Regions from separate parts of the Mus musculus genome. Here region 2 is linked to region 1. Evidence: chromatin loops called from intact Hi-C (ENCODE). Cell type or tissue: left cerebral cortex. All regions are shown on one strand. Links, peaks and the distances in the headings refer to the core of each region. The heading gives the core; the rest is flanking DNA.

Region 1 (11,574 bases), core at 1,987-9,986:
TGTGTGTGTGTGTGTGTGTGTGAAGTATATGTCAGAGGTTGACAACAGATATCTTTCTAAGTTGTTTTACAGCTCATTCTTTTGAGACGGTCTCTCACTGGATATGTTATTCACTTATTTGATTCGATTGGGACTGTACAGCTGTACAGCAATTTCTTTCAACTGACACATTCTACCCTCCAAGAAGTACTTTAAAACTTAGGAAGTTGACAACTCACAAGTCTCAGGAAGTCCTAATAACTTATCAAATTCAGAAGACTTTTCCATCCCCAAGTTTATACACACAGAAGAACTGCTGAGAAAGTGATTCTATGACTTTCCAAACTGTTTGCAAGTCATGAACAGGGCTCCAGAATTCAGCTTTCATAATTCATTGTCCATGGTTAGTGGGAGCTGTCTTTTTTTTTTTTTTTAAATGATGGAGCAGGCTTTGGATATTCCATGCTTCCTGCAGGTAAACCTTCACCTATTATTTCTGTCAGCAATCTTATTAAACTCATTTGTTCACCAAATGAAATTCCAAGATCTGACAAAGATACCAAATTCACAATTGGTTTGTACTACAGATATAGCTTATAGTAGTAATTACTTTAGAGAATAGCATCAACTTGTTTGAGAAAATAACACAATGTAAGAAAATAAAATTGGTATACTTCTTTGGTGTGTGTGTGTGTGTGTGTGTGTGTGTGTGTGTGTGTGTGTAAGCCCTGAATAGTGGTGTCAAGATGGCTATAGCTTCATAGTTCTTTATCATATGGAAATTTCCCATGCTCATTAAGTATCTCTTAATAGTTTGGTTAATTCAGAACTTGGCTTTGAAACTTCAAACTTCATTTCCTGCTGTGGTTATCATTAGTGTTTGGGTGGTCACAGGGTACTATTGCCCTTGGACATGCTTGTGTAATTATCTTCTTTTTGATGTAGAAATCATCTCATCAAGATTAATATATACCCCCAAAGTCCACATAATTAGGCAGAAGTAAAATTCAAAGTTTAGTCTCTGTTCTTTCTTTAGCTTAGAGCCAATTCCAAGAACTATTTTTATTTCTTTTTATTTATTTATTTATTTATTTATTTATTTATTTTTTTGATAAGTTGCTATTGAAAAGAGGCCAGGCCTTTCCTTCTCACCACTGTGCAAAATTCTGTCCTCTTAAGTGGAAGGGTCTATAAGAAGTGTTAGAAGTAGACTTAAAGGCTCATTTGTGGCGCCTAGTGGATAAAGTTGGTTTTATGTGCTATATTGATGCGTGTCAAACCAGCATGAGGACACCTGACCTACTTTTAAAAGTCAAATCTTCTGTTGCGCGCTTATGCATTTGAAGCTACAGGCTTTCTGCTTACAGATTTTCCAGTAAACTGGAGGAAGAATTTTATGACTTAACATGCTGAAGCTGTGGCTTACGGCATCTGATAAAGGCACCAAAAGAGAAATTGCCTTAAGCCTTCTAGGAAGAAGAGTAAATAGAATAAATGTTTAAAGGTGACATTCAGATTGGAAAATGAAAAAACTCACTGTACACACACACACACACACACACACACACACACACAAACACACACACACATCCAAGAGTGTAGCATCATAATGAATCCATCCTCATTTTCATCTGGAAAACTTTGGTCTATATACCAATATACATATGAACAAATAACATGAATTAATAAATGAGTTATGCTACAATATGAACATAGGTGACACATTGAGAATAGATACTGCAGATGAAAATAGTTCTTACTGCACTTGATTAGAATTATAAAACAAGATGATATTTTAGGAAAATTAAAAACAATGTTCTGTTTCAGATAAGTAGGACTAAATCTAAGGTCCAACAGATTATATAAAATAAAATACATATTTATTTTATTTATGATGGCATTAAACCCATAAAATAATGCTAACTATATGTTACTAAGGAAGTGAGTCTATGTATTGACATTTTATGGTAGACAACAATATTCAGTCCCAAAGTATTTCTTAGTACTCAGATGAGAAATTATCTTGACAGAGTGAACAGCTGTTCTCACCACAAAAGATAGGCTTTTAAGACACTGCCAAATTTTAAATCTAAAAATGGAAATATTATTATTTGCTATACAAGCTTTTTGCTAGGATCACATAGAATAATCTATGTGACAGTATTTAAAAATTTCCCATCTTTCATTCCATTTATTAATTCTCTTTACATTTGGTTTGAATTTCTTTCATTGATCCTGAGCTTGGGTCTTTTCCTGGGCTGGGAACTAGGAATATAGTAATGAATAGGGTGAAGTCCCAGCTGTTGTGAAACGATGTTATTTTGGAGAAAACATGATCCTTCTACCAAATTACATCACCAGTGGTTTACGGTTGTATTGTTAAGGACGAAGTTGTGATGAGTATTAAGCTGGCAGGGATGACTGCCTTGAGGTTTAGGGTCTCTGAAAGCTGGGCTAGGATTAATTAGGCACATAGGGATCCAGGACCAGTAGAAGAAAAGGCATGTTTAAATGCTCTGAGGTAGGAAATATAAACAGTTTTATGAGCACTGAAGTAGGACTATGAGTCTGGCTTCATATAAGGACAGCCAAGCATAGGGGCATAGTCTATAATTCCAGCACTCAGACCTCTGTGAGTTCAAGGTCAGCCTGAATTACATTCCTAGTGAGTTTCAGGTCAGCTAGAATTACATAGTCAGAACCTGTCCTCACAGAAGGGTGGGGGCACACAGAAAGAGAAAAGGAAGGAAGAAAGGATGGAGGAAAAAAGAAGGAAGGAAGGAAGGAAGGAAGGAAGGAAGGAAGGAAGGAAGAAGGAAGGAAGGAAGGAAGGAAGGAAGGAAGGAAGGAAGGAAGGAAGGAAGGAAGGAAGGAAGGAAGGGAGGGAGGAAAGGGAGAAAAAGGACAATGGCACTTGAACAAGCTGGTAAGAAGGCAGTGGCAGGTTGTCTCATTTCCTGAGCAGATCTTTAAACAAAGGACAAAGATCTTCCAAATACATTCAAGCAAGAAGGCAGTATGGTGACCCAACGAACAACAGAAATTGATTTTTCTTAAAATTAACATAGAACTTATGCCAATTGACCAAGCAAGAAATAATGGAATCTTTGGAAGTGTTGACAGAAGACATGCAGAGGGGCATCTCTAAGGCATCTACCTGTTCATGGTCATTCCTATCAATATAGATGCTGCCAGGCACTAAGCATGGCTGGATATTCAGGGTGAAATAAATATCCCTTTTGTCCATAATGACTTGATTATTGGCATTGTAACTGGTGTCTTTTTCACCATCTAGAAAGATTTCTCATTTGAAAGGAACAGATGACTTGTATGGGTCTAATGAGTTGGAAGCTTTCATTCTATCACATATTAGTTGATCAATAGTTTAGCAGGACTTTCTGAAGTTGAGGTTTGATCCTCTGTTTGGGGACATATCAATCTAATTTCAGAAGTTCCATTTTTCTGAAGGTTATAGAGACTGACATGTTATTTTAAAGACCTGGTGCTGGTGTGTGCCTCCTTGTTGTCTCTATATTTGCTAAGCATTTAGATAAAAGGTAACTTTTATTTGGATACATCTATGACTATACTAAGAATCCCAACCCCACATCTCATCCTTGAGTTGCTGAGCATACTGCAAGAGCTGGTCTTTGACAAAAGACAAATCACAATCAAACAATATACTAATAATCTAGGCTTTTGTTGAAGCCCTTTCATTAATTATGTTCCATATGACAGGTGAACTCTAGTTACAAAGAGAATAATTAAAAACAATAAAGTGCGTTGGTAGATATCAAGTAGTCTTGACTTACTCTACTACAGAGAATTTCCAAGGGCACACATAGCTCAGCGTGAAGCTGTGAATTTAAGAACAAAAATAAATGGGGGATTTGAAGACATATTGCAGGTAAAAGTATTGAATATTACCTGGCCTCATAGGTTGGGAGTTGGACTCATTGCTTCGTTGCAACATCCTACATGTCTGGCTTCTGGAATCCTGACTAGGGTATATTGTTGGAATGAAGAACTGACAGACATGTAGACACATATACAAAAAAGCTAGGGTCAGGTGGATTGTATGCATTCTGTTGGAGTTGCACCAACTACCATAGCAACCCAGAAGCTCAGTGCACTTCTTATGTACAGCACAGGGATTCAAGTGATGGCTAGTCTTGATTGAAGATGTCTGTTGGCGAGCAGTCATCTGGTAGAAGGGAAACTACAGTTGATTTTAGTTTTTGCACACAAAGGACAGTCATTCATAAACTTTCATATGTGAACAGAGGAAGACTTTGCCCTTCTGAACCTGACCCAGGAAAACGGCTTTGTCATTTTCCCATGAGTCTAATACCTTGGTCCTAGAAATGACTAGTGCATGCCAAGCAGTATACAATTCATCAGAACTGCTTTCACTGGTGAATTCACTGGCTTTCTACACTGCATTCTCAGGATATTTGCTCTTTTGGTGATGAAAAGTGACTCTCATCACAAGATTCTTGAAACTATATTTCTCAAGGCAGTTGGAGAATCACCCAAAGGATATAATCCCTAGTCTAAGCTGTAGTACATTTGTGGAGAAGCTTGCCAAGGACCAACCTTGTCTTGGAAAGGAGTTCTGGGTTGCTATGGTAGTTGCTATAGCTCCATCAGAATGTATACAACCCACCTGACTCCAACTTTTCTATATGTATCATGCTGCCATTCTTCACTACCACAATAACCCTAGTAGTCAGGGTGTCAGGTCCAAAACATGTAGGATGTTGCAATGCATCTCTGGGTCCAATGAGGGAGAGTTTGGGAGTGGTGAAAGAAACAACTTGAAGTCAATTATGGTTACAAGCCAACAGCACAGTGTTCTGTGTGAGCAGGCCCTCCAAAACAGCTGTGTAGACAGCTCTGCTCTTGCAGACTAAAGCCAAGTCTTTTATTTACATATCGATTCAATCGTTACCCCAGGTTCCCTATTGATTATCTTATGAAACAGCATTTTAAGTTCTTAGCTATTTGATTCTTAGAAAAGGACATCAAGTACATTTGTTTTTTACAGAGCAAATGGATTCAGAGATCCGCCTACCTTTGTAAGCACACAATACATTTAGCTGGATGGGATCCCATCCTGAGATCACCATTCCAACCACACCCAGACCTAAATTTACTTAGGAATCTGCCTGCCTTTGTAAGTATAGACAAAAATCTAGCTGAGTGGGCTCTAGCTGTGAGATTACCATTCCCCAAATCTCTTCATCTCTTTCCTTAATCTCTTTCTGACAAGCTGGCTCCTTAGTGCAGCTGCCCTTGCTCTTTTTTGTACAAGAAGCCCCCTCATATTATTTATAACACACCCTCATATTTTGCATAGATGAGTCATTATTCTCACCATCTTAAGGGCTATCTTAAAAGTCACAGCGTTTACCATTTTTGTTGAGAAACACATTCTCCCCTCCTGGACTTGTGCTGTTTTTGATTATCATGGAGTCATTAACCTTAACAGGGAGAGCATTCCCTGAAGGAAGAACATGAAACTATGTATGTTATTATACAAATAAGCCTTATGTCTAGCAACCATCAACACCAAATGGAGGCCTTTTTTCTGCTAGCTGTGTTTCAGGGGCAGGGGTTGTTTTATGCTATCCCTTCTGCATGGCAGGACTTGGCAGAAGCTCACCTATATCTTAACTAAGTAATTGATGCCAAGAGAAGTTTGCATAAGATTTGCAACCTCCACATATTCCCAGACACTTAGAAGGGTATTTATACATCTAGGACTGTGGGCATGAGGGACAAAGTCGCAAGAATCTGAGTAACTCCTATTATTGTTCATAAAGGAAAAAATCCTTAGAGCCCTTGTAAAGGTAGGAGGAGTTATATCATGTCTGGAATGTGTGGATAGATATGCTTACAAATATATCATGTGTAATGTGAATAAATGAATAAAATCTAAATAATATTCACAAACAAGAATATCATTAAATTGTATTTAATTTATTTTTAATAGGCCTCAACCTTAAATATATGGAAAAAGTAAGAGTATAGGGGTACTATCTAGTCACATTTATGAAACTAGTACTTTTCTGAACTAATCAAGATGTAAAAAGAAGAAGACTTTAGGACAGTAACCTTTGTGAATTTAGATGCAAAATACTTCCTATAAGCAATCCAAACCAACAGTAAGTAGAATATATTTTATAACATGGCCAAGTGATATTTGTACAAAGAATACAGTTATTTTGAGCTATAGAAGCCAAGCAATGTAGCATAAGTAGAATAAAAGGAAAGAAGCACATCTTCCCAACAATGCAGAGAAGTGTATGCAAATCTAATCTGCACACTAGGCATTCAAGCTTCATGGACCAGTTAATATCAACATCATTAGTATTAGTATAATGAGGCAAAGTAGCATCACAGAAAACAGTACATTTTGGCTTACAGTTCTAACCAGTCGGAGGCATGGCAGCACCAGCAGATTGGCACACTTGAGAACTTTAAAGTATGTGTGAGAGGAATAGATTGGAGACTACATATGGAAATTGAATGTTAGTTGAGGACTCAAATGGGGTACTCTTATAACCATTATTCTTTTCCATTCTCATACTTTTGATGCAGCATCTCTGAAGCTTACTATGTAGACTTGGCTGTGGTTTCTTGCTTCTGCCTGTCAAATGGTAGGATTATAGGAGTGTATACCTAGCTACACTTTCTCTTTTGATTGCACTATTTCTGGAGAGAAGCTTTAATTTCCTTTGTGGCTCCCACCCACTCTCTGAACCACCACAGTAGACCAAACCTCCAGCATATGAGCCATTCCAATGTTCAAACTTATCCTATTGCTATGCTGAGTGATGATGGTGATCTCATCTAGCGGACAAAGGGCATCTATAAAAATCCTGAAACTAGCAACATGTTCAAGACTGAGTTGCCCTGTCTTAGTTAGGGTTTTACTGCTGTAAACAGACACCATGACCAAGGCAAATCTCATTAAAAAAAAAAAACAAAAAACAAAATTTAATTGGGGCTGGCTTGCAGGTTCAGAGGTTCAGTCCGTTATTATCAAGGTGGGAGCATGGCAGTATCCAGGCAGGCATGGTGCTGGCAGAGCTGAGAGTTCTACGTCTTTATTCAAAGGCTGCTAGTGGAAGACTGACTTCCAGGCAACTAGGGTGGGGATCTTACGCCAACACCCACAGTAACACACCTACTCCAACCAGGTCACACCTATTCCAAAAAGGTCACACCTCCAAATGGTGCCACTCCCTGGTCCAAGAATAAACAAACCATCACAGGCCCTAAGATCATGAATGAGACAAGGACATTTAATCTCCCAATTTATATTCTGCATTAGAGGAGAGGTTCTAATTATGCAACCAACAAGAAAAAAAAAAAGAAAGAAAAAATATTTTTTATGAAGGAAACAGTAAAACAGCTGCATTTGCTGGCAGCATGAGCTCAATGAAAGGAAATCCCAGCAACTACAACAGAAGTCTTCAGAGCTCATTAATGAATAGATCAACAACAGCCTGCAAGCTAGTATAAATTCACGTATGTAACACCCAGAGAAAGAGTCACTCTCAGGTGCTCTAACATGCCCAGGATCATAGGATCAGAGGTGAGGACACAACATCTGTTCCAACACCACAGGGAGTAACTGAGACCAGCAGAACCCAGGGATGAAGGAACTCTGCCCGACCAGTGGCTCAGGTTCCTTTTGGTCTGGGCCAGTGCCCTGAGCAGACCTTGGGCATGAAATCCTCAGCAAGTTCCACAACACCTAGAGGAAGCTCCACTCCCAGGTGCTCTAACACACCCAGGACCACAGGATCCCAGGTTCCCAGGATCCCAGGAGCTTGGTCCCACCAGAATCTCAGGGTCCCAGAGGAAGTTTGACTTCCAGGAGCTCTGACACACTTAGGATCTCTGGAATCACAGGATCCTAGAATCACAGGATCACAGACACAGCTGAACTCTGAGGAGTTTTGACACAACCAGGATCACAGGAAGAACAGGCTCTAGTTAGATATAGGAGGGCAGGTAGCACTAGAGATAATCAGATGGCAGGAGGCAAGCATAAGAACATAAGTAACAGAAACCAAGGTAACTTGGCATCACCAGAACTCCACCATAGCAAGTCCTGGATACACTATCATACCAGAAAAACAAGATCTAAAGTCAGTTCTTAGAATGGTATTAGAAGAGTTTAAGACTGTCTTTAAGGGAGATAACTCCCTTAAAGAAATACAGGAGAGCCCAGGAAACAGCTAGAAGTCCTTAGAGAGGAAACACAAAAATCCCTTTAAAGAGTTACAGAAAACACAATCAAATAGGCAAAGGAAATGAACAAAACATTCCAAGATCTAAAAATAGAAACAGAAACAATAGAAATCACAAAGGGAGAGAACCCTGGATTTAGAAAACCTAGGAAAGAGATCAGGAGTCATATATGCAAGCATCACCAACAGAATACAAGAAATAGAAGAGAGAATCTCAGGGGCAGAAGATGCCTTGAAAAACATTGACACACTAGTAAAAGAAAATGCAAAATGCAATAAGCTCCTAACCCAAAACATCCAGGAAATCCAGGAAAAAATGAGAAGATCAAACCTAAACATAATAGGTAAAGAAGAGAGTGGAGATACCCAACTTAAAGGGCCAGTAAATATCTCCAACAAAATTATAGAATAAAACTTCCCTAGCCTAAAGAAAAAGATGCCCATGAACATACAAGAAGCCTACAGAACTCCAAGTAGACTGGACCAGAAAAGAAATTCATCTTGTCACATAATGATTAAAACGCCAAATGCACTAAACAAGAAAAGAATAATAAAATCAGTAAGAGTAAAAGGTCAAGTAACATATAAAAGCAGACCTATCAGAATTAAGCCAGACTTCTCACCAGAGACTATGAAAGCTACATGATCCTGGGCAGATGTCATACAGACCCTAAGACAACACAAATGACAGCTCAGGCTACTATACCAAGCAAACCTCTCTCAATTACCATAGAGGGATAAACCAAGATATTCCAAGACAAAACCAAATTTTCACAATATCTCTCCATAAATTCAGCCATACAAAGGATAATAGTTGGAAAACTCCAACACAGGAGGGGCATTACACCCTAGAAAAGGCAAGGAAATAATCTTTTAACAAATACAAAAAAAGATAACCTCATGAACAGAATCCCAACTCTAACAACAAAAATAGCAGGAAGTAACAATTACTTTTCTTTAATATCTCTTAATATCAATGGACCCAATTTCCCAATAAAAAGACATAGACTAACAGACTGGCTATATAAATAGGACCCAACATTTTGCTGCATACAAGAAACCCACTTCAGAAACAAAGACAGACACTAGCTCAGAGTAAAAGGCTAGAAAACAATTTTCCGAGTAAATGGTTTGAAGAAACAAGCTGGAGTAGCCATTCTAATATCGAATAAAGTAGACTTTCAATCTAAAGTTATCAAAAAGGACAAGAAGAGACACTTCATACTCATCAAAGGTAAAAGTCTACCAAGAGGAACTCTGAATTCCGAACATCTATGCTCCAAATGCAAGGGCATCCACATTCATTAAAGAAACTTTAGTAAATCTCAAATCACACACAATAATAGTAGGATACTTCAACACCTCACTCTTGTCAATGGACAGATCATGGAAATGGAAGCTAAACAGAGACATAGTAAAACTAACAGAAGTTATAAAACAAATGGATTTAACAAATATATATAGAACATTTTATCCTAAAACAAAAGGATATACCTTCTTCTCAGCACCTCATGGTACCTTCTCCAAAACTGGCCATATAATCAGTCATAGAACAGGCCTCAACAGATACAAAAATATTGAAATAATCCTCTGCATCCTATCATCACCACAGACTAAGGCTCATCTTCAGTAACAACATAAATAATAGAAAGCCAATATACACGTGGAAACTGAACAATACTCTATTCAATGATAACTTGATCAAGGAAGAAATAAAGAAAGAAAGACTTTTTAGAGTTTAATGAAAATGAAACCACAACATACGCAACTTATGGGACACAATGAAAGTAGTCCTAAGAGGAAAACTCATAGCTCTGAGAGCCTCCAAAAAGAAACTGGAACATGCATACCCTAGCAGCTTGACAGCACACCTAAATGCTCTAGAACTGAAGGAAGTAAATTTACCCTAGAGAAGTAGATGGTAGTTCCTCAGAAAATAGGGCATAGTACTACCAGAAGATCCAGCAATACCACTCCTGGGCATATACCCAGAAGATGCTCCAACATGTAATAAGAACACATGCTCCACTATGTTCATAGCAGCCTTATTCATAATAGCCATAAGCTGGAAAGAACCCAGATGTCCCTCAGCAGAGGAATGGATACAGAAAATGTGGTACATTTACAAAATGGAGTGCTACACAGCTATTAAAAACAATGAATTTGTGAAACTCTTAGACAAATGGATGGATCTGGAGGATATCATCCTGAGTGAGGTAACTCAATCACAAAAGAACACACATGATATACACTAACTGATAAGTGAATATTAGCCCAGAAGCTCAGAGTACCCGATACAGTTTTTAAAACACATGAAAGTTAAGAAGAAGGAAAAACAAAGTGTGGATACCTTGATTCTTCTTAGAAGGGGGAACAAAATACCCATGGAATGAGTTATAGAGACAAAGTTCGGAGTAGAGAATGAAGGAATGGCCATTCAGAGACTGCCCCACCTGGGGATCCATCCTATAAACAACCACCAAAACCAGACACTATTGTGGATACCAACAAGAGCTAGCTGGCAGGAGCCTGATATAGCTGTCTCCCAAGAGGCTCTGCCAGTGCCTGACAAATACAGAAGTGTATACTCACAGCCATCCATTGGACTGAATAGAGGGTCCAATGAAGGAGCTCCAGAAAGTACCCAAGGAGTTGAAGGAGTTTGCAGCCCCATAGTAGGAAAAACAATATGAATTAACCAGTATCCCCAGAGCATCCTGGGAATATACCAACAATCAAAGAAAACACATGGTGGAACTCATGGCTCTAGCTGCATATGTAGCAGCAGATGGCCTAGTCAGTCATCAATGGGAGGAGAGGCCCTTGGTCTTGTGAAGGTTCTATGCCTCAGTATAGGTAAATGCCAGGGCTAGGAAGTAGGAGTGGGTGGGTTCGTGAGCAGGGGAAGGTGGGAGGGGATACTAGATTTTCAGAAGGGAAACTAGGAAAAGGAATAACATTTGAAAATAAATAAGGAGAATATCTAATAAAAAAAGTAAAAAAAAATATAGCCACACAAACATAATTTTTCCTCTAACATCAAAAATAACAGAAAATAACAGTCACTTTTCCTTACATATCTCTTAATATTAATGGACTCAATTCCCCCCAAAAGGCATAGACTAACAGACTTGATACATAAAAAGAACCCAGCATTTTCTTGCATATAGGAAACACACCTCAATGACAAAGACAGATATTACTTCAAAGTAAAAGATTGGAAAACCATTTTCCAAGCAAATCATCCCAAGAAACAAGCTGGAGTAGCCATTCTAATATCAAATAAAATAAACTTTCAACCAAAAGTCATCAAAAAAGATAAGGAAGTCAA
Region 2 (11,574 bases), core at 2,003-10,002, 360 kb after region 1:
AAGCACCTGGAAAAAAATGGGGGAGAATCACCTCTCCTATTCCATGCTTTTCTCAGTTGCCTGCAGTTCTTTATGTGGGGTTGAGGCTGGCTTTTCCCATAAAATTTAGTGTGTTTGTTGGTGTCTTCATTATATAGCTCACATTTGGGCATCTATGAGACTTTATGGATATAACTTTTGATGGTACTACGAGACATAGTCTCACCGTAATCACATGGATCGTCAGACTTTTATATTCATTAGACCCCATATTCTGCAATGTTCCCTAAACCTTACATGTTTTTTGTATATGTATCTAATGGGAGTGGGTTCCACAAAGCTGTGCTTTGATTGGTAATGGTTTTCTGTAGTGCACTTCACCAAGTAACTTCTCTTTATAACATAAGAAAACCACTACAGAAAACAATTACATTAGTTAAAAATAACATTTCATCTTTATTTTTAAATACATCATATAATGCCTAGATCTAAACAAAAGATCCAAAGATGAACTGTTTTGTGCGTTGTTAAAAATTTACAATAAGAGAAATAGTGTATTTTGCTTAATTTTGAGTGTATTTGTAGCGATTTATAATTGACGTTCCCCGGACAACCCTTTAAAAGACTAAATTTAAAATAAGGAAGTATTTACTTTATTCATGTATTATAGAGATATTATTTAAAAACTCATGTCTGGAAAAATGTATGCATAATCTATAACTTACCCCAGGTCATTTACTTAGGAGTTTATGGGAACAATCTATCCTTCCATATGATGATAAAATATGGATCTCTGTATATTTTTCCCTGACAACGTGAAACTTCGTAGTGAATGTACTGATAGTTATCAGCCACAGTAATAGAAGCAAAAATATGTTGGAGATTTTCAGGATTTTTTTTCCATGTATCTCATCAGACAAGATTGCTAGATCTGAAACTTCACATCACGCTCGGTCCTTTCATGTGACTGTAGGCATTTTCCCAGTAAAACTCTTCCCAGAAAAAAATATCTGCCTATGCCTCAGAGATCAACTCCATGGATAGGGTTTAAATCAGCCTTTAAATGATAACAGTGCTTGCCTTTGGGAAAGCACATTTGAAGTTTACTTTCAATAAAAGCATGCAAATGAAATGACATTGAAAGTTTATGGAACAATATTGGAGTAATTCTAAGAGCTGAAATATTTTTTTAAAGGTAAGCATTTGTTTTCAGCAGCAAAATATTCAGGTATCCATCAGTTTTTCTAAATATGAATTGTCACTGGCAGAAAATTTAACATGGTAGTTTATGTCACATTTACTTTCTAGTGTTGTTCCTTGTGTTTGTTTGAGATTCAGTGTTTAACTCTCTCTCTGACTAGATGTGATCCTGTGATCCTCTTGCTCCCATTAACTGAGTGCTAAAATTATAGAGATATGTCACCACTTGGCAATGGTTGAAGATAGCATTTTGTTTCGCCACACATCAAAATCAGTGCTCCAAATCTGATAGGCAAGTGCTGTAACATTTAGCCATACTGAGTTTCAGCCAGGTGGGCTCAGCCTCATATGATCCATATTTTTGCATTCATAAATATGTGTTATAGTGCTGGGAGGATGTGGTAAGGAAAATGATTACTTTTGCTTTAAAACATGTACATACACATATACAGGAACACACAGACAGACATGCATGCAGGCACAGCAAGTGTGCTCACATGCATGAGCATGCAAACATACGCACACAGACTCATGGATATTCCCACTCATACAGGCACTCAAGCCCACACACATATAATAGGTTAAGAGATACCCTTAAAGTTCTTATTATATCATTTTAGGTTGATACCATTATATTTAAATATTAAAAATCTTTCTTATACAATATGTATGTATATTAAAAGTCTGCACTCTATTAATGTGCAGTTTTGCATATCTTTATATGAATCTAGAATCTAATTAATAAAGTAAAATTAACATAAAAGCATACAATCTTTATAAACAAGTGTAATTACTTTGTATTTGAATCTCTGGTTTCATGGAAAGTAACAATAACAACAGTGGCATCCTGATACTGGCTACACAGACACTGTGACCCTCTCAGCAGGTAAGGCAAAAGGATAGAGGAATAGCGACATAACTCATTTTATCCCTCATAATCAGACAAAATGTGAGCGTTGGTTAATGATGCTTGGTATACTTTGTTAATGTGGTATGATGTTTTCAATATGGCTGGCCCATGAGAAGTGGCACTTGTTGGAATAGATGTGGTCTTGTTGGAAGAAGTGTGTCACTGTGTAGGTAGGCTTTGAGGTCTCCTATTGCTCCAACTCTGTTTAGTCCAGAAGAGATCCTCTTCCAAGCAGTTTGCAGAAGAGTCTTCTGCCTGCTTTCAGGTCAAAATGTAGAACTCTCAGCTCCTTCTCCTGGTTACATGCTGCCATGGTTCCCACCATGATGATAGTGGACTGAACCTCTAAAACTGTAAGCCAGCTCCAACTGAATGGTTTCCTTTATAAGAGTTACTTTGGTCATGGTATCTCTTCACAGCACTAGGAATCCCAAGACATAAGGTTTGCTCCTGATAATGATTATAAACAAATTTGGAGGCAAATTTGCTGTGATTTACTGGAATGTGTTGCACTCACGTACACATTAGTAAGTGTCTTTGAAAACAGCCACATGGAGGAAGGGCTAATTTTACTCCCAAACTCAACAGTTGTCTGCTGATGGTTAGAAAACAAATTATAATGAACCAAATTGGAATTATAATCAAAGGAATATTGATATTAGTATTACTTAAGTAGTTATATTCTAGATGCTGCTTAGAGTACTGCTGTTATAGATCAGTGAAGTGAAACTATATTAATTTGAAAATTATAATTTTCAAGCAAGAAGTATGACCAGGCAATGATACTATCATTGTTATGTGAGTTAACAGACTTCTCTCTAGTAAGATTAGGGCTTCTTTCACAGAAGGTAATCCCTGCCAAGTACTGTAAGACTGGTTCATAATCCATGCCTAGAAAGATAATAGACAATACCAGGGGCTTACGACTATTGTTTCTTTTCTTTTTTTTTTTTATTGGATATTTTCATTGTTTACATTTCAAATGTTATCCCCTTTCCTGGTTTCCCTCTCAGAAATCCCCTACTCCATCCCCCTCACCTGCTTCTATGAGGGTGTTTCCCCACCCACCCACCCACCACTTTTGCCTCTCCACACTGGCATCCCCCTACACTGGGGCATGGATCCTTCAGACCAAGGGCCTCTCCTCCCATGGATGCCTACAAGGCCATCCTCTGAGACATATGCAGTTGGAGCCATGGGTCCCTCTATGTGTACTCTTTGGTTGGTGATTTAGTCTTTGCGAGCTCTGGAGGCATTGCTAATGTTGTTGGTTGTTATTGTTGTTCTTCCTATAGGGTTGCAAACCCTTTCAGCTCCCTCAGTCCTTTCTCTAACTCCTCCATCAAAGACCTTGTGCTCAGTTCAATGGTTGGCTGCAAACATACTCCTCTGTACTTGTAAGGCTCTGAAAGAGCCTCTCAGGAGACAGCTATATCAGGATGCTTTCAGGAAGCACTTTCTGGCATCCACAATAGTGTCTGGGTTTGGTGACTCTATATGGAATGGATCCCCAACTGGGGCTATCTCTGGATGGTCTTTCCTTCATTCTCTATTCCACACTTTGTCTCCATATTTCCTTCTGTGAGTATTTGTTTCCCCTTCTAAGAAGGACTGAAGCATCCACACTTTGGTCATCCTTCTTCTTGAGCTTTATGTGGTCTGTGAATTGTATTTTGGGTATTCCAAGCCTTTGGGCTAATATCTACTTATCAGTGAGTCCATACCATGTGTATTCTGTGACTGGGTTACCTCATTCAGGATGATATTTTCTAGTTCCATCATTTGCCTAAGAATTTTATGAGGTCACTGTTTTTAATAGCTGAGTACTACTCCATTGTGTAAATGTACCACATTTTCTGTATCCATTCCTTCATTGAAGGGCATCTGGGTTTTTTACAGCTTCTGGCTATTATAAATAAGGCTGCTATGAATATAGTGGAGCATATGTCTTTGTTATATGTTGGCACATCTTTTTGGTACATGTCCAAGAGTGGTATAGCTGCCAGATACACTGAAACTAATAGAAGAGAAGTTGGGGAATAGCCTTGAACATATGGCTACAGAGGGAAATTTCCTGAGCAGAACACCAATGGCTTATGCTCTAAGATCTAAAATAGACAAATGAGACCTCATATAATTGCAAAGGTTCTGTAAGTCAAAGGACACTGTCAATAAGATAAAATGGCAATCAACACATTGGGAAAAGATTTTTATCAACATTACATCCGATAGAGGGCTAATAACCAATATATTCAAAGAACTCAAGGAGCTAGTCTCCAGAGAACCAAATAACCCTATTTAAAAATGGGATACAGAGCTAACCAGAGAATTCTCAACTGAGGAATATTGAATGGCTGAGAAACACTTAAAGAAATGTTCAACATCTTTAGTCATCAGGGAAATGCAAATTAAAACAACCCTGAGATTCCACCTCACACTGGTCAGAAAGTCTAAGATCAAAAACTCAGGTGACAGCAGATGGTGATGAGGATGTGGAGAAGGAGGAACACTCCTCCATTGCTGGTGGAATTTCAAGCTGGTACAACCACTCTGGAAATCAGTCTGGCTGTTCTTCTGAAAATTGAATATAGTACTTTCTACCTAAGGACCCAGCTCTACTATTCCTGGTCACATACCCAGAAGATGCTCTAACATATAACAAGGACACATGCTCCACTATGTTCATAGCAACCATATTTATAATAGCCAGAAACTGGAAACAACCCAGATGTCCCTCAACAGAGGAATAGATACAAAATATGTGGTACATTTACACTATGGAATATTACTTAGCTATTAAAAACAATAACTTGGCCGGGCGTGGTGGCGCACGCCTTTAATCCCAGCACTTGGAAGGCAGAGGCAGGCGGATTTCTGAGTTGGAGGCCAGCCTGGTCTACAGAGTGAGTTCCAGGACAGTCAGGGCTACACAGAGAAACCCTGTTTTAAAAAAATAAATAAAAACAATAACTTCATGAAATTGCCAGGCAAATGGATGGAACTTGAAAATATCATCCTGATTGATGTAATTGAGTCACAGAAGAACACACACAATATGCACTCACTGATAAGTGGATATAATTAGCCCATAAGTTCAGAATATCCAAGATTTACAGGCCATATGAAGCCCAAGAAGAAGGAAGACCAAAGTTTGGATGCTTCAGTGCTTCTTAGAAGGAGGAACAAAATACTCACAGAAGGAAATATGGAGACAAATTTTGGAGCAGAGACTGAAGGAAAGGCCATCCAGAGACTGTCCCACCTGAGGATCTAACCAAACCAGAATGCTATTTTCGATGCTGATAAATGCTTGCTGACAGGAGCCTGATATGGCTGTCTCCTAAGAGGCTCTGCCAGAGCCTGACAAATACAGAGGCAGATGCTTGCAGCCAAACTTTGGACTGAGCACAGGGGTCCCTGATGGAGGAGTTGGAGAAGGAACTGAAGGAGCTGAGGGGTTTTGCAGCCCCATTGGGGGAGCAATAGTTTCAAGTTGTCAAATCCCCCATCCCAGAGCCCCCAGGAACTGGACCACCAACCAAACAGTACACATGGAGGGACCCATGGCTTTGGCCGCATAGGTGGCAGAAGATGGCCTTGTTGGATGTCAGTGGGAGGAACAGCCCTTTGGCCTGAGGGTATTTGATACCTCAGTGTAGGGGAATGCCAGGATGGGTAGACAGGAGTGGGAGATTGATTGGGGGAGCACCCTCATAGAGGCAGAGAGGGGGTGGGATAGGGTGTTTCTGAAGGGGAGACCTGGAAATGGGAAAACATTTGAAATGTTAATATAGAAAATATTTAAATAAATAAATAAAACCCAAGAAATATCTTCTGGAGAATTCTGTGTATTGGAAGAAATTGAGAAATAAGTGACATCAAAATTTAATCTATTCTTGATGAACTACTGTTGCACAGGATAAATTGAGAAGGCTATCTAAGGAAACATTTTCATTGTTTTTGTATTTTTTGTTTTGTTTTGTTTTGTTTTGTTGTTTGTTTGTTTTAACTTGAAAAGAATGAGAAGCCACAGTATGAAAATAAGTATTTCAAGTGATATAGTTCTAGCCATAGTATACTTGAAGCAGAAAAGAGAAAATAGGAAAAAATTTCATCTCTAAGGAATTAGAAAAAACAAATACAAATACAATAGCTCAAAATAGCTATTGCAAGTTAATAGCAACGACTTTCCCAAAGTTGTTTCCATTAGATTATCTTAGTCATAGTAAGAACTTACTAGACCCATCCCTTTGACAGTGTCTGAATTTTCATTCTACCATATAGGTGAGTATTGACTACTTTAATCACATCTGATTTTGTTGCCCTTTCAGATATGAAGGAGAAGATGGCACATGCCATCTTGAAGCATTTGTATGTTATTCTATTCTCATGACAGTTTCATTTCAGTACCACAGTCACCAGGAGCTAGCCATTTTTAGTGAGTCTTGGACAATGACTAAACTTTCCTAAAAAAAATGTCCAAGTTTAATAGAGTTTAACACTTGCCCGTTGATAAGCGTATTTAATATTTTTGCAAAAGTTGTATTTAGCTGCTTCTTTTATACTTGACAACACTGCATTATGTATAAACTCAAAGGCCTACAGCATTTACATGTATCAGCTCATTTGCAAGTGTCCCAGAAATACAGCTGAACATATGGGAGAATACACAAAATATCCCAAAATCAAGTGGTGCAGAATGTGCAGCAGAGAAATGGGGGCGGACTGAGTTGGAAGCTGTGTCAAGATGATGTGGACCTACACAAGTGGGTACCGTGAGATGCTGCTAAAAATAAATAAATACCTTGTCATTGCAGACTCTGACCACAGCACAGGATCTGATGTAAGAGAATGACTCTAGATTTATTTGTTCATTGTTTATTGCTATGATCAGCACAATGAAAACAGCAACCTGGGAAGGAAGAGAATTATTTTTCTTGTATGTCTGTACATCACTAAGAGAAGCCAAGCAGGACCTCAAGAAAGTCAGAGACCTAGAAGCAAGAGCTGAGCTTGCTTCTTTTACTTGTTCTCCATGGGTTGCTCTGCCTGCTTAGGTTCACAAGCCAGGGCCACCTGCCCAGAGATGATACCAACCACAATGGGCTGGACCCTCTCACATCAATCATTGAAATAAAGAAAATTTCCTAGAGACAGCCAAGAGCCAACATTATAGAGCCAGTTCCTCAGCTGAGGTGGTTCCTTTTTCCCAGATGACTTTAGATGTGTCAGTTGATAAATCTATTTACCACAAGAAGAGAAATGAAGACAGAACAGTAGATGCCTACTTAAAATTAAGATCACATTTTAAAAAGGTCTTGAACATCAAATGATTATAGAAAGGTGTCTTAGTCAGGGTTTCTATTCCTGCACAAATATCATGACCAAGAAGCAAGTTGGGGAGGAAAGGGTTTATTCAGCTTACACTTCCTTACTGCTGTTCATCACCAAGGAAGTCAGGACCTGAACTCAAGCAGGTCAGGAAGCAGGAGCTGATGCAGAGGCCATGGAGGGATGTTCCTTACTGGCTTGCTTCCCCTGGATTTCTCAGCTTGCTTTCTTATAGAACCAAGACTACCAGCCCAGAGATGGTCCCACCCACAAGGGGCCTTTCCCCCTTGATCACTAATTGAGAAAATGCCTTACAGTTGGATCTCATGGAGGCATTTCCTCAACTGAAGCTCCTTTCTTTGTGATAACTCCAGCTGTGTCAAGTTGACACGAAACTAGCCAGTACAAAAGGCATCCTTTAGCTTAATCATTTCAAAGAAGTTGAAAACGAGGATAAAACTTTACCTGCTGTATCATAGTGTTCAGATATTGAGTGTATCCCAAAAGTATATGTTTTAAAAAGCTTTACTCTGGAGTGATGTTTTTGTTAATGATTGTAGCAGAGACACCTTTTGGACAGTTTTGGTTATCCAGTCACTATACATTCCAAAGTGGACTGAATGACCGTGTTCTTCCTTTTCTGGTTCTCATTTATTTCCTGATAATGGGCAGAGTATCACTTTGTCATATATTCCTCACTTTTACTAGGAGGATACCCACCAGAGATCAAAACATTAGGGATCACCTGTCTGTGAACTGATATACCCCAAACTGTGAGCTCTAAACCCTGGTTGTTTTATTATTTGAAAGGTTCATTATAGTGATGTGAATATCACAACACACACACACACACACACACACACACACACACACACACACAATTTCTATTGTGACAAATCACAAAACTGAACAGCTGTCATGATAGTGATAAGTCCTTCCTCACTTATAAACTACCTTCCCTACTAGGTATCATTTATATTCTGCATGCCCAAGCTTCTTTTCAAAACATATCATTTTGATCAATACTACATATAAGATAATGTTTAACACAAGAGTAAAACAACTAATATTGAAAATATCTTTCTTAGTATTAGCAATAGTAGCAAAATGTTTTTGTTTTGTTTTTGTTTTTATATACATCAAACCCCATATGTAGATTTGGGGAGGTGACATTTTTTTTTAAATAATAGGAAGGAAATAGAAAATTATGAAATAATAGAAGAAGCTATTGTAAACACAATCTAGGTGTGTTTCATTATGCAGATTTTTTTGTATGTGTCACCTCCAATTAGATAGAGCTCTAGCTAACTCACTAAAGAACTATGCTCTGTTGCCTCTCTATAGCCATCTCTTTCCTGATCAAGTAGCCATGATCAGTTCTCCCCTGTTGTTTGCTACTTTCAGAATGACATAACATGAAGGAGATAATCCCATTCAGGGAGGGCATATATGATGGTTAACTAAATCGGCATGCCTATAAACTGCCTTTTCTATATTTATGCCTGTGCCCATAGACATAAATAAATGGCTTCCAGATACAATCCGAAAAGCCTTTCCTTGCAGTCGATGGTACTGGATGTAGAGATTTGTCCTGTCCAAGTTGAGCTACAAGTGTGTGTTTAACCCTAAACAAGTCAGGAATAATACTCCCGGTAAGAGTCAGTAAACACCGAGGAACAAAAGGGTAGGAAGCATGTAAGAGCTGCAAAATAAGGTGATACTCAATTAGTTACTGTAATCATCAACTCACATCAATGTAGCTAACTGCGCTGGTATCACAAACGACTATTTCAACCAACAGTCAGTCACTGAAGGGGTGTTTGTGTGGGGCTCACAGGTCCTATCTTTTACCTCTGAGCTATTGGCTATTGATAGACTGGGAGATAAGGAATCACTGCTGAGCTTCACATACTCTGTTCAGTTTACCAAGCTCAAAGAGATAGCTTCAAATTCATGGTTAAAATGGTCCTTGCTGGTCTTAGTGTTTGGAAAAATTAAATGAATAGACATTAACCTGAGAGAAAGGTTTGTGGGGATGAGGAAGTGTAGACGGGGTGGGAAGGAGGTAGAGGGTGAGAGGAGACAGCATTGAGGAACTAAAAACCGAGGCTTGAAGAGGAATCCACAGAGTAAAGATGCTTGCTGTCTTACTCCAAGGCATGTTCATACACCTTTCTACAATTGACTTCATTCGCTTAGCATAATGGCTTCAAGTTCCACCTGTGTTAGAGCCAATAGTCCAAATTCCATTTTTTAAGGTTTAATACGACTATTCTGTATTTACAGGTCATGATTTTCTTTAAATGTATTTGTCTGTTGGCGATGTTTCAATTGTTTCCTATTTTGTGACTAATATGATGATGACTAATGCATTGCATATATATCTTGAGACTCAGGCTCATATAGTTTTGGCTGTATACACCTAAGGGGAATTTTAGTCTCTGAGTCTAGGTATTATTATTACTTACACACCTCCTTTGCTCTGTTTTTCCATAGGACTTTAACTATCATGTTTAGAGCATGCAAAAAACTAAATTCCATAGTTAATATGAAAGTCACTTAAACTGAGGAAGGCAGTTCAAATGCAAAGATATTTCTTAAATTATCCAAGACAGAAGTACATGGAGGAAAAGCAATGTGAAAGGTTATTTGAAAACTGATTTGGACCCAAATCGATTTAAAGACTGAGGTCAATTAAAGTAAAACAGGTAAATGGCAAGAGGGAGCTGTGTGTCAGCACCTATTTCGTTTTAGATTTTTCTAATAACTGGTTAAGTGTTTGTGAAATGGCCAATGCCAAATCTTTGTCAGGGAAAATTTATTCAAATTAAAAATATTGATTAAATTTATTACCTGTAGTGTTTTGGAAGTGAACTTTTACTGTGAAGAGAATTGCTTTCAGGGCAAATGTGACGTTAGTGACTATTAACAGAGACTGTGTGTTAGACAGAGCTGTGACAGAAGAGTGGTGAAAACAGAGGCTGGACCCAAAGGCAGAGAACTCTCCAATCACCAAGATTCAGAAAACAGCTGGAAGGAACAGTTTGTAGTCTGTGAACTTCCAGTGAGGTGTCTGTTTCAATAGTATATCTTAGCAATAATTCAAAATGCTATCTGATACATTGTATTGTTTACCTCATTTAAGTAATAAAAGAATGATAGTGTCTATTCTGTCCTTACAAAATGGTTAAAATTAATGTATATAGGCATTCTATAAGAAACACTGCATCATATTTCACAATACTGCTCCTGGTTTTATTCAGATGTCAGTGACTGGATGTGTCATCATCTTATATGTGAATATTAGTTGAGTGCCTTTATATCCATTTATCTATAAAAGTGAACATTTTAAGCAATTATATTTTAATTTTTTTAAATTTCACTCTTTCTACTCCAGCAATTATGTTTTGCTTTGTCAAAGTGTTGTACTTAGGTTCATGATGCCCATATTATAAATAATGAGATAGATTAAATCAGAAGATTTCATCTTATAATATGTTTTCTGGGTCACTATACAGACAAGAGAACACATATAGTAATCCATGGTTTTTATAAATCAATCTCACTAAAGTACACATCTATCCCACAAGTCCTGCATATTAAATCCTCAATTGAAGACTATTCTAAGTTCATTGGTACAATCTGTGCTCTCAATCTATGTGAAATATAACCAAGACACATTAAGAAAAATCCCAATTACTCACATAGATGGTTTTAAATTTAAAAACAAAGGTGACAAAACTATTAAACAAGATAGAATAAAATACCACAAGGACAGAAGAGATAATATGTTATGGATACTCAAAAAAGGAAATGTATAACAATGTAGTAGCTGGAGAATAAAAATAAAGAGTTTAATGAAACTGTCAAACAAAAAAAATCTGTGCCACAATTATGCTAAATGTCAAAATGTACATATAAAATACAGCTATAATGGAGAAATGTGAGTTTGCACACAGTGAAATTCAGTAATTGAGAATTAGATTCTTTAGTAATTCAATACACATTTTATTGAGGTGCTAAGATTTAGAAGATAATATCTAGAGAGCTAATAGCCTCTATTTGATAACATGTTATTGGAAGAATAATATATAAACACTAGCATACAATCATTTAAAAAAATACCACAATCATAGGTCCTGCTAACTCAGATT

What was found. A loop is a pair of places that touch in the nucleus more often than their neighbours do. Peaks named below come from ENCODE experiments on the same cell type or tissue, not always from the same donor. Only the 100,000 strongest peaks of a DNase experiment are listed, where the experiment ranks them.
Region 2: a loop joins it to region 1, with 4 times the contacts of the local background. A loop is called at or near these places in 2 of 42 quality-filtered maps.

The regions. Positions count from the first base shown.
Region 1 is chr4:39,549,820-39,561,393 of GRCm38, reverse strand. No RefSeq gene overlaps it. Among named protein-coding and RNA genes, the nearest start is that of Gm42271, 47 kb to the right of the region's middle. In left cerebral cortex, for the core only: no CTCF peak of the experiment used is centred there; DNase peaks (open chromatin) are centred at 5,129, 5,607, 6,432, 6,615 and 1 more place; H3K27ac peaks cover 1,207 bases.
Region 2 is chr4:39,194,556-39,206,129 of GRCm38, reverse strand. No RefSeq gene overlaps it. Among named protein-coding and RNA genes, the nearest start is that of Gm25581, 59 kb to the left of the region's middle. In left cerebral cortex, for the core only: no CTCF peak of the experiment used is centred there; DNase peaks (open chromatin) are centred at 4,069, 4,880 and 6,783; H3K27ac peaks cover 1,386 bases.